Regions from separate parts of the Homo sapiens genome. Here region 2 is linked to region 1. Evidence: chromatin contacts called from ENCODE Hi-C data. All regions are on one chromosome and are shown on one strand. The core of a region is the stretch at or near the end of the contact, and the rest is flanking DNA. Distances in the headings are between cores, read along the strand shown. Region 1 overlaps SMIM35 (small integral membrane protein 35). Region 2 holds the start of MPZL3 (myelin protein zero like 3).

Region 1 (5,284 bases), core at 1,436-3,935:
TGCAGAGACAGCAACTTGTGAAGCCCTGGGGAGGTGAGTTGGAGTTGGGAGAGCTGCCGAGTGAGCCTGATGTCCAAGTAAGGTCCTAAGAGGGTCCAGTCACCCAAGCCTCGCACCAAGGACCACTTGGAACCCAAAGAGATTATTTGGTTCATCCCCTGTCTTCTGGTGCCGATCTCAGGCTTGGGTCATGTTTTCCCCCACCCGCTTCTGGCACTGGGCCTGCCCTGTTTCCTCCTGTCCACCCAATCCATGCCCGGCCTTTCCTTCCTGGGAAGGTTCTGTTTGCATTCAAGGTGGAAGCTTCTAGAGCACAGCTTTTTATCTTAACTCTTGCTCTGAGATAAAATTTCCAGATGGCCAATATCTCCAAGAAGCATCACTCTAGCACTTCAGTTCTGAGCTTTCTGAGCCCAGGAGCCTCCCCTGCTTCATGGCCCGCCAACTCTGGCCACACGTTCCCTTGCCTGCCTTTAAGCCCATCCCTTCCCCACATCTCAGTTGCTTTTTCCCATTCAAACCATTTCTCTCTTGGGCAGTTCTTGCCCCTCCCAGGCTCCCCTGGACTGCCCTCATCCCCTCGGATCTTCAAGGCCTGGCCTGGCCCCTCATTGTGGAGAATGAGGGGGTCTCCTCTGGATACGCCACCAGCCTATGGTATGGGAGTCCTGGGGAGTCAGGCCTCTGGGAATGGAGTCTGGCTGGGCAGCAGCGGCTTTCTCTCAGAACTAAAAGAGGCCACCATTCCTCAGGAGGAATCTAGATCCCAGGAAGCCCCTGAGCCTGTAGGAGGGGTCACAGATGTCCTGGAGAACCAGCCCTGCCCAGTGCAGTCCAGTGTGGGCAAGGCCTCCAGACACCAGCAGGGAGCTTCTTTATGTAGTATCTCCAGTTACCTGCCCTTGTAGGGTTGACCAGGGGCCAGAAAGCCACTCATAGCTTCAATAAGCAAAGTTATACAGAGGTGATTCCAGACATGGTTTTAACATTCCCACCTGAGGCCAACTTCCCTGAAGACTGAGCTGGGCCTCGACTCTGCCCTGCCCCCTCTGTACTTGATTCCAGCACTTTCAACCCTCCCCCTGCCCCATCCCCAATCTGGGCCTGTTCTCTTACTGCTCAAGGCCTCAGTGCCTCCCAAACATGGCCAACTCCCAATTTTGATGTGCAGTGCTGAGAACAGTCTAGAAACATGTTCTTGTCGCCTAGGCTCCTGCAATGGGCTGGGCACGGGGGAGTGGGTGAGTTCTACATTACAGTGTTCTGCATTTCTTGTGCAAAGCCTGTCCTGTGGCAAAAGTGGGCCAGAAATGGTGGGAGTGTGAAGAGGAACCCAGGCGAGGCTGAACAAACCAGATAATGCACCAGGGAAACCAGGAATCCACTGTAGTTTGGTAGACAGCAGGGCAGTTCCCCTCGTGAGTCATCACTCCTTTCTCCGGTCTGTGCCCTGCTGGACTGGAGGCAGAGTGTGCACAGGACGTCAGCTTAGAAGGTGCTTAGTGCAGACTTGTTCAAACCAGAGAGGCAGAGTCCTCGGGGCTCCTGTGGATGGAGTAGGGCAAGAGAAGGGAGCCTGTCACTGCTGAAACCTGCAGTTAGAACAGCCAGCTGCCAGCCTCTCTGCTAGCAGCCCAGCAACAGATGCAGGAGCCCAATAGAGCAAGTGGGAGGAGGAGGGAAGCTGTGTGATTTCTCTTCCTGTGCTCCCTTTCCCAAAGCCTCATTTCTCGTTTTGGGTTCTAGCAGATTGTAGAGGAAGGAAGGTGGGGAGCCTCACCAGCCCTTACCCCATTTTCTGCCAGGGTCTGGAGGCCATTCTCCCAGCATAGCCAGGCTTTGACTTAATTACCAAGTCTCTGGATTTGGAGGTCTTCAACTGAGTCTTCTGCCCCTGAGTAAGTGGGAGTGAGGAAGGCCCCTTAGTGGTTCTGAGACCCCTCCCTTCCTTGAAGGCCTCTTGGAATAGCAGGGAGGGGAGATGAGTTGTCTTCGGCTTCCTTCCTTGGATTTCAATTCTGAGGACTGGGGCCTCTTTCCTAACCCCTGAGGTTTGGGCCCCAGTAAAACTTTCTTTCTTTCTTTTTTTGAGATGGAGTCTTGCCCTGTTGCCCAGGCTGGAGTGCAGTGGCGGGATCTTGGCTCACTGCAACCTCCGTCTCCCAGGTTCAAAGGATCCTCCTGCCTCAGCCTCCCAAGTAGCTGGGGTTACAGGTGTGCGCCATCATGCCCGACTAACTTTTATATTTTTAGTACAGATGGGGTTTCACTATGTTGGCCAGGCTGGTCCCGAACTCCTAACCTCAAGTGAGCCACCCGCCTCGGCCTCCCAAAGTGCTGGGATTATAGGTGTCAGCTGCTGCACCTGGCCCGGCCCCAATAAAACTCTGTACCCGCACCCTGCCTAGCAGGGATCCTGGGTCTGCAGTCCATGCCCGGCCACCCTAGGCCCCCGGAAGTGCTCAGAACTCAGTAGCCTTGGGGAATCTTGAAAGGGAGGATGGGACCCAGGACCCAGGTGGCCCTGGCCCCAGGTCTGTGGCTTCAGGTGAGGAGACGGGGACAGCTGCCCGGGGCTGGGAGCACGGAGGGTATTTCCCATCCTCGGGAGCAGAACTGATACTGGGCGACTTCCTCTTTTAGGGCCCTCTGACGCACCCTCTGTCCCCTCAGCCTCCCCCTCTTTTCCTTACTTCCGCAGGCTACTGGCGAGCACAGCTTTCTTCACCCTTGGGGCCTGGGCCTTACCCCTGGACTTTGCGTGTTTCTGTTGAGGGCTCTAAAGGGCAGATTCCAGCTTGTTTAGAAACGATTCGGGAGCAGATGCCTGGAAACCCAGCCACAGGTTTGGCTGAGCCAGGCACTGGCTGGGACCCAGATCATAGCAGTGCCAGAGCCTCTCCCAACACCTTCCCGCTACCTTTTTACGGTTCTTCTTTCCACTGGCCCTAAGAGCCCAGAGGCAGTCACGGGGGCTGGGGGTCCAAGGGCTGGCTGGTCCGGGTTCCCCTGCCACGCTTTGGTGCCTTCTCTGGGGCTATTCTCCAGCCTGGGTGGCCTCTTGTCCCTGCAGCCCCTCCCCTCCTGGCCATATCTAGTCTCTGTGAGATGGCCCAAGTCCGTCTTTGCTGTGACTTCGCTCAGGGCTTGAGACTTGACACCAACCATTTTGATCTGAATTGCAGGTGGCCACATTTCCTCCATTTGTGCTGTTCCTCAACCAGGCTGAACCCTCTGCCAACAAAGTTATGTTCCATAGGTCTTTAGTAACTCCTAAAACTGGAGCGTGCTGGAGGAGGTCAGTGACTACTTGCCGAGTAGAGAAGAGACACCCAATGTAGCCACAGAAGGCTGCTTTGTCCTAGAAAATTGATCAAAATCATGATGAGGCTGGGAGGCGAAGAGGGAGCTTTTCTCTCCTCTAAGTTCTCCTTGAAGTCTTAATGATCTCGTCCCATGCCAGTGGCATTGGAGGGGGCCAGGTGCCAGGAGCCAGGAGGGCAGTGTCTCTGGTGCCCCTCTCTCTGCTTCAGGAGTCTGAGAAACTCAAAGTAGGAGCAGATGGGAGGATCATTATTATCTTTTTAAAAACTGCTTAGTGATCAAAAGGAGGAGCAGAGACTGTTTGCACAGTTCACAGTCCACAGAACACAAAGCCTTTTCTTGCATGGTACTGCATTTTGAGCCTTATGTCAAGCTTGAGACACAGGGATTATTCTTGGTCCCGTTTTACATATGGGGGCACTTGGGTCAGAAAAGCAGCATGCTTTACCCAAGTTCCACAACTGGCTACTGGCTGCACCAGAGCTGAGCAGAGTCTGCACCCTCACGGATGTAGCTGACATCAGGGCGTAAGGATGAGAACTGAATGTAGTATAAGGTCTGGTTCTGACCCTGCCCTGATGTGCTGTGTGGTCATGGGCTACTTACTCCACCTCTTTGGACATCTATTTCAGCATCTGGAATCAAAAGATTGGACTATTTTTCCAAGGCTTCTCCTGGTTCTTACCTGTAGGAGAGCAAAGACCTCATCTACTTTTTTTTTTTTTTTTTTTAAAGCGTCTGCATTCTCAGTTCTTAGCGTATAGCCTGGTCCATAGTAGGTGCTCAGTAAACAATTAAAAGATGCAAGTACAAAGTGTCAATATATCTTTCTAATTTAGGAGATGGCAGTTGAAAGGTGATGGCTGCAGTTCCCTAGTGGTCTAGGATTCTAAGCATTACTTAGCCTTTCCTTGACTCTGCGTGTGTCTGACCAGGTTCCAAGTCTGGCCCATTCCCAACCAACTTTACCTGTAGGGTGAAACGCTAACATTTGCTGAGCACATATCAGTGCAGGGCAGAGGCTTATGATGCGCGTCTTCATCCTCACAGCCTCACAGGTGAGGGAACAGAGGCCCAGAGTGCCGTGAAGTGATTTGTTCAAGGCCAAGCAAGAATCTATTTTCTTTATAGTCCTTTGTCACCCACTTCTAGCCTCAGTCCAAACTGGCAGCTATCCTAACATCCTTGGCCCCCAAGAACATACTCCTCCCTCCAGATGGTCTCTAATCTCTTTTTGGGGTCTCCTTGTGTGGTGAGAAGGGCGCTCAGGAGCCCAGTCCTCCCCAGGCCCCATCCTCAGCTCTGAGCTTCCCACTGACCCACTCCTCTTTCTTCCTTTTGTTTTTTTAGAACTTCCTTGACCTCCAAATCACCAAATTCTGCCCATTCTTCATGCCAGCTCAAATTTCCCTTCTCCAGGGAGACTTCTGTAAGACCCATGGATCTTGTGCTCTGCTGATTTTAAATACAGATAGTCTCAGGCCCCCATAACTTTATTATTGATTATTTCTTTGCATTCATTTATTCACGCTGCTTCCATAACATGCCAGGAACTATGCTAGGCACCATGGGGGCATCCAGTCTCCCTGAAATTAACCTTGCTTTCTCCTATTTGATGGGCATTTCTTGCAGGCAGAATCAGGTTTTAAACCTCTTCTGAGTTCTCCACGGTACTTTGCATGGCTCTGGCCATAGCCAGGAACTTCTCAGGAAATTGTGTTGAAATCTCTCTTCAGAACATCTTGGGCATTGCTTCATCCCTGGTGCAATCCTAGGTGCTCTGAAAACCAAAACTTTTGATCTCTCCCCATCCTTGACTACATTCAACCTTGTGCTCATGATCAGTTACATTTCTGAGAGAGAGCACACAGATGACGATTTTTCTATCTTAAAGGATAACCTAAGGAATGATCAAAACCGTGACAAGGCTGGCAGGTGAAGAGGGAGCTTTTCTCTCCTC
Region 2 (2,569 bases), core at 70-2,569, 240 kb before region 1:
TTTGAAAATATTATAACTGGATATTTCTTCAAACAGATGTCCTGGATGATGGTCCATAAGAATAATGAAGAAGTAGTTAAAAATGTATGGACAGTTTTTCCGGCAAAATTTGTAGCTTATGTCTTGGCTAAATAGTCAAGGGGTAATATGGGCCTGTTGTTTAGTGTCTCCTTCCTAAAGAGCACTTTTGTATTGTAATTTATTTTTTATTATGCTTTAAACACTATGTAAATAAACCTTTAGTAATAAAGAATTATCAGTTATATAATTTGTGTATATACATATCTAGAAGTTCTACATTGCAGGAAAAACAGATGGATATATATTTAATCTTTACCAAAAAGTTTTCTTAGTAGAGACAACCTGCAAGTCAATAATGGATACAGTTAGTTTCTAATGGGTAAACAGAAGTATACGGATTTCCACAGAATTTTCACACTGTTTTGGATAGCTGGGAATTGGGCATAACAACACTACTTAGTTTGAGGGCTCTTTCAAAGAAAAGTATCAAAGATTCTATTTAGTACTTTGCATTACACTTTTAATAGGGAAAACTACTGGCTTTCAAGTCTAGTAAAGGAATGGAAATTGAAAAATGGAAACTTATTAATTCTTCCCCAAAGCGAAAGCATACTTTTATTCTCCTCCTGCTTTCATTGACATGTGGCAATTTCCAGGGAAGAGGCTTACTGATTATTAAAGCAGTGTACTTATTGTACCATCTCTTTTTCAGAAGTATGTGACGCCATCTCACTTCAAGTACTGTGATAACATAACTTTCTTACTTTTCCAACCAAAGACACAGAAATCCCAGTTCCTCTTTTCCTCTAATACAGGCTGTAATGATTTGATCATCATTGCCACCGCCAAAAGTAATTTAATAAACACCCAATTTTGGAGGCTGCAATACTTACACTAAAAAGGACACCAACCAATGAGGCTTGTGGCACATATCACTACAAGCACCTAATATATATTTATCTATACTGTATGATCTCCCAGGTGTTTCTGAACTCTAAATTTACAGTAGTGTATTCTGAGAACCTTCAACTAAATCTCGAGACGTAAAAACGATGTCTGACATGCAGTCAGAGCATCAAAATTATTTAGTTCTGCAGAATTCCATAAAAACAAAATTGTAATTATTCCAAGTCCGTAGCCTACTTCATTTTCAAGCAAAAGAGAGCATTTAGCTCCCGCCTGAAAGTTAATAAATCTCTGGTCAGTGAAACCAGGTGTGGTTCTGGAAAGAAGCCAGGTTCCTATGGTAACTTCGGATCGCCATTTAAGTTGTCTCTCGGCCTCCTGCTCTGACGTCACTTCCGGTGTTACCTGTGTCGTTACCGGGAGCTGTAAACAAGGTGTGCAAGCATCTGAAGAGCTGCCGGGATGCAGCAGAGAGGAGCAGCTGGAAGCCGTGGCTGCGCTCTCTTCCCTCTGCTGGGCGTCCTGTTCTTCCAGGGTGAGTGCTCCGGCTGGCTACGCTCCACTTCCGGCCGGGGGGTTAGGGAAGATGGTCGCTTTTCCGGTTCCGGGTAGGGGGGTCTCCAGAAAGCCCCCGCATAGCTCTGGGAAGGAAGGAGGGAGGGAGCGGGACGTTGGGACGATGTCATCACCACCCCGTTGAGGATAGTTGGTATTTTGTCAGTCCTTTCCTGAGCTTTGGGAGCTTTTTCACCTTGCGTGACCTGTCATTGTAGTTTGGTGATAGCATACTTGATGGAACCACAAAGAGCTCTGGCTTTGGGGGCACCCGGTGTTATTTTGTGGTGTTATTATCAGTGGTTGACCGCTGTCGTTTGGGCGCTGTATACCCTGATTAGAAAGAAAACAGTTCTAGCATTCAGTAGTTTGCCCCAGTAGTTTTGGGAAACAAAATCATGACAGTTGGTAATTTTATTTTTTGTAGGTGATTATTGTAGTCTATAAAATGAAATATTTGCTAGTCACAGAAGGGATGTGATGTGATTCGTTATAGAGAAGCATATCGATGAAAAAGTAACTGCTTTAGCATTTTCATAACTTTTTTTAATACAAGAAAGAGCATATAAATTCTGTTAAAATTTATTAAGTAATATCAGAAGTAGGGTATTCACACTGACATTCACATCTTAAAATTAGGTGAGTTTTGCTTTCATATAATTTTCAAATTGCATAAATTTCAATCCAGCCTAATTACCTTCATCTTAAGGTACAATTATTTCCTGGATTTTGTGTATGTGTGTCTTCCTGGGAAATAAAATATTAGTATATCTAGTATTAGAGTGAATTGCTAAATTTATAAAATTTCCTTGAGGGTAATGGGGATTTCTGAAAGAGATATTTAATATTATATAAATATAAATAGTTTAATATAAAGACTTCAGATGTCCTAAATCTTAGCAGTTAAGGCTGGAAAGTTTTTAACTGGTGACTAATATTCATGTTGCCAGCACACCCCCGATCCCTCCCAGCTGCCTGTGTCATCATAAGTCTCCAGTTTTTAAGCTAAATTACTTTGCAGTATGATATTTAGGCTGGCCTACTGTCACTCCTAATAAACCCAGTCCTCTCTCTCTCTCTTTCACAC

The links. Hi-C counts contacts between places; a loop is a spot of excess contacts on that map. Pooled maps may share reads with other maps.
Region 2: a loop to region 1 is called in a pooled map, with 4 times the contacts of the local background. The contact joins the promoter of MPZL3 here to the enhancer-like site in region 1. A Hi-C loop is called at or near these places in 4 of 37 single-sample maps with no recorded cell type and 11 of 50 pooled maps.

What each region holds. Positions count from the first base shown.
Region 1 is chr11:118,008,497-118,013,780 of GRCh38, reverse strand. SMIM35 (small integral membrane protein 35) reads left to right here. Exons shown (of 5, transcript NM_001394165.1): 4 at 1-33. Among named protein-coding and RNA genes, the nearest start is that of IL10RA, 25 kb to the right of the region's middle. RefSeq lists enhancers at 2,546-3,046, 3,192-3,291 and a silencer at 3,816-3,865. Within about 2 kb of position 2,685, at least 21 of the 41 ENCODE cell types and tissues checked have a DNase peak (open chromatin) inside an H3K27ac peak, as active enhancers do.
Region 2 is chr11:118,251,115-118,253,683 of GRCh38, reverse strand. MPZL3 (myelin protein zero like 3) reads left to right here and starts at 1,319. Exons shown (of 6, transcript NM_198275.3): 1 at 1,319-1,462. The coding sequence starts at 1,390. It overlaps MPZL2 (myelin protein zero like 2), which reads left to right. Exons shown (of 6, transcript NM_005797.4): 6 at 1-268. RefSeq lists enhancers at 877-1,437, 1,787-1,836, 1,438-1,999.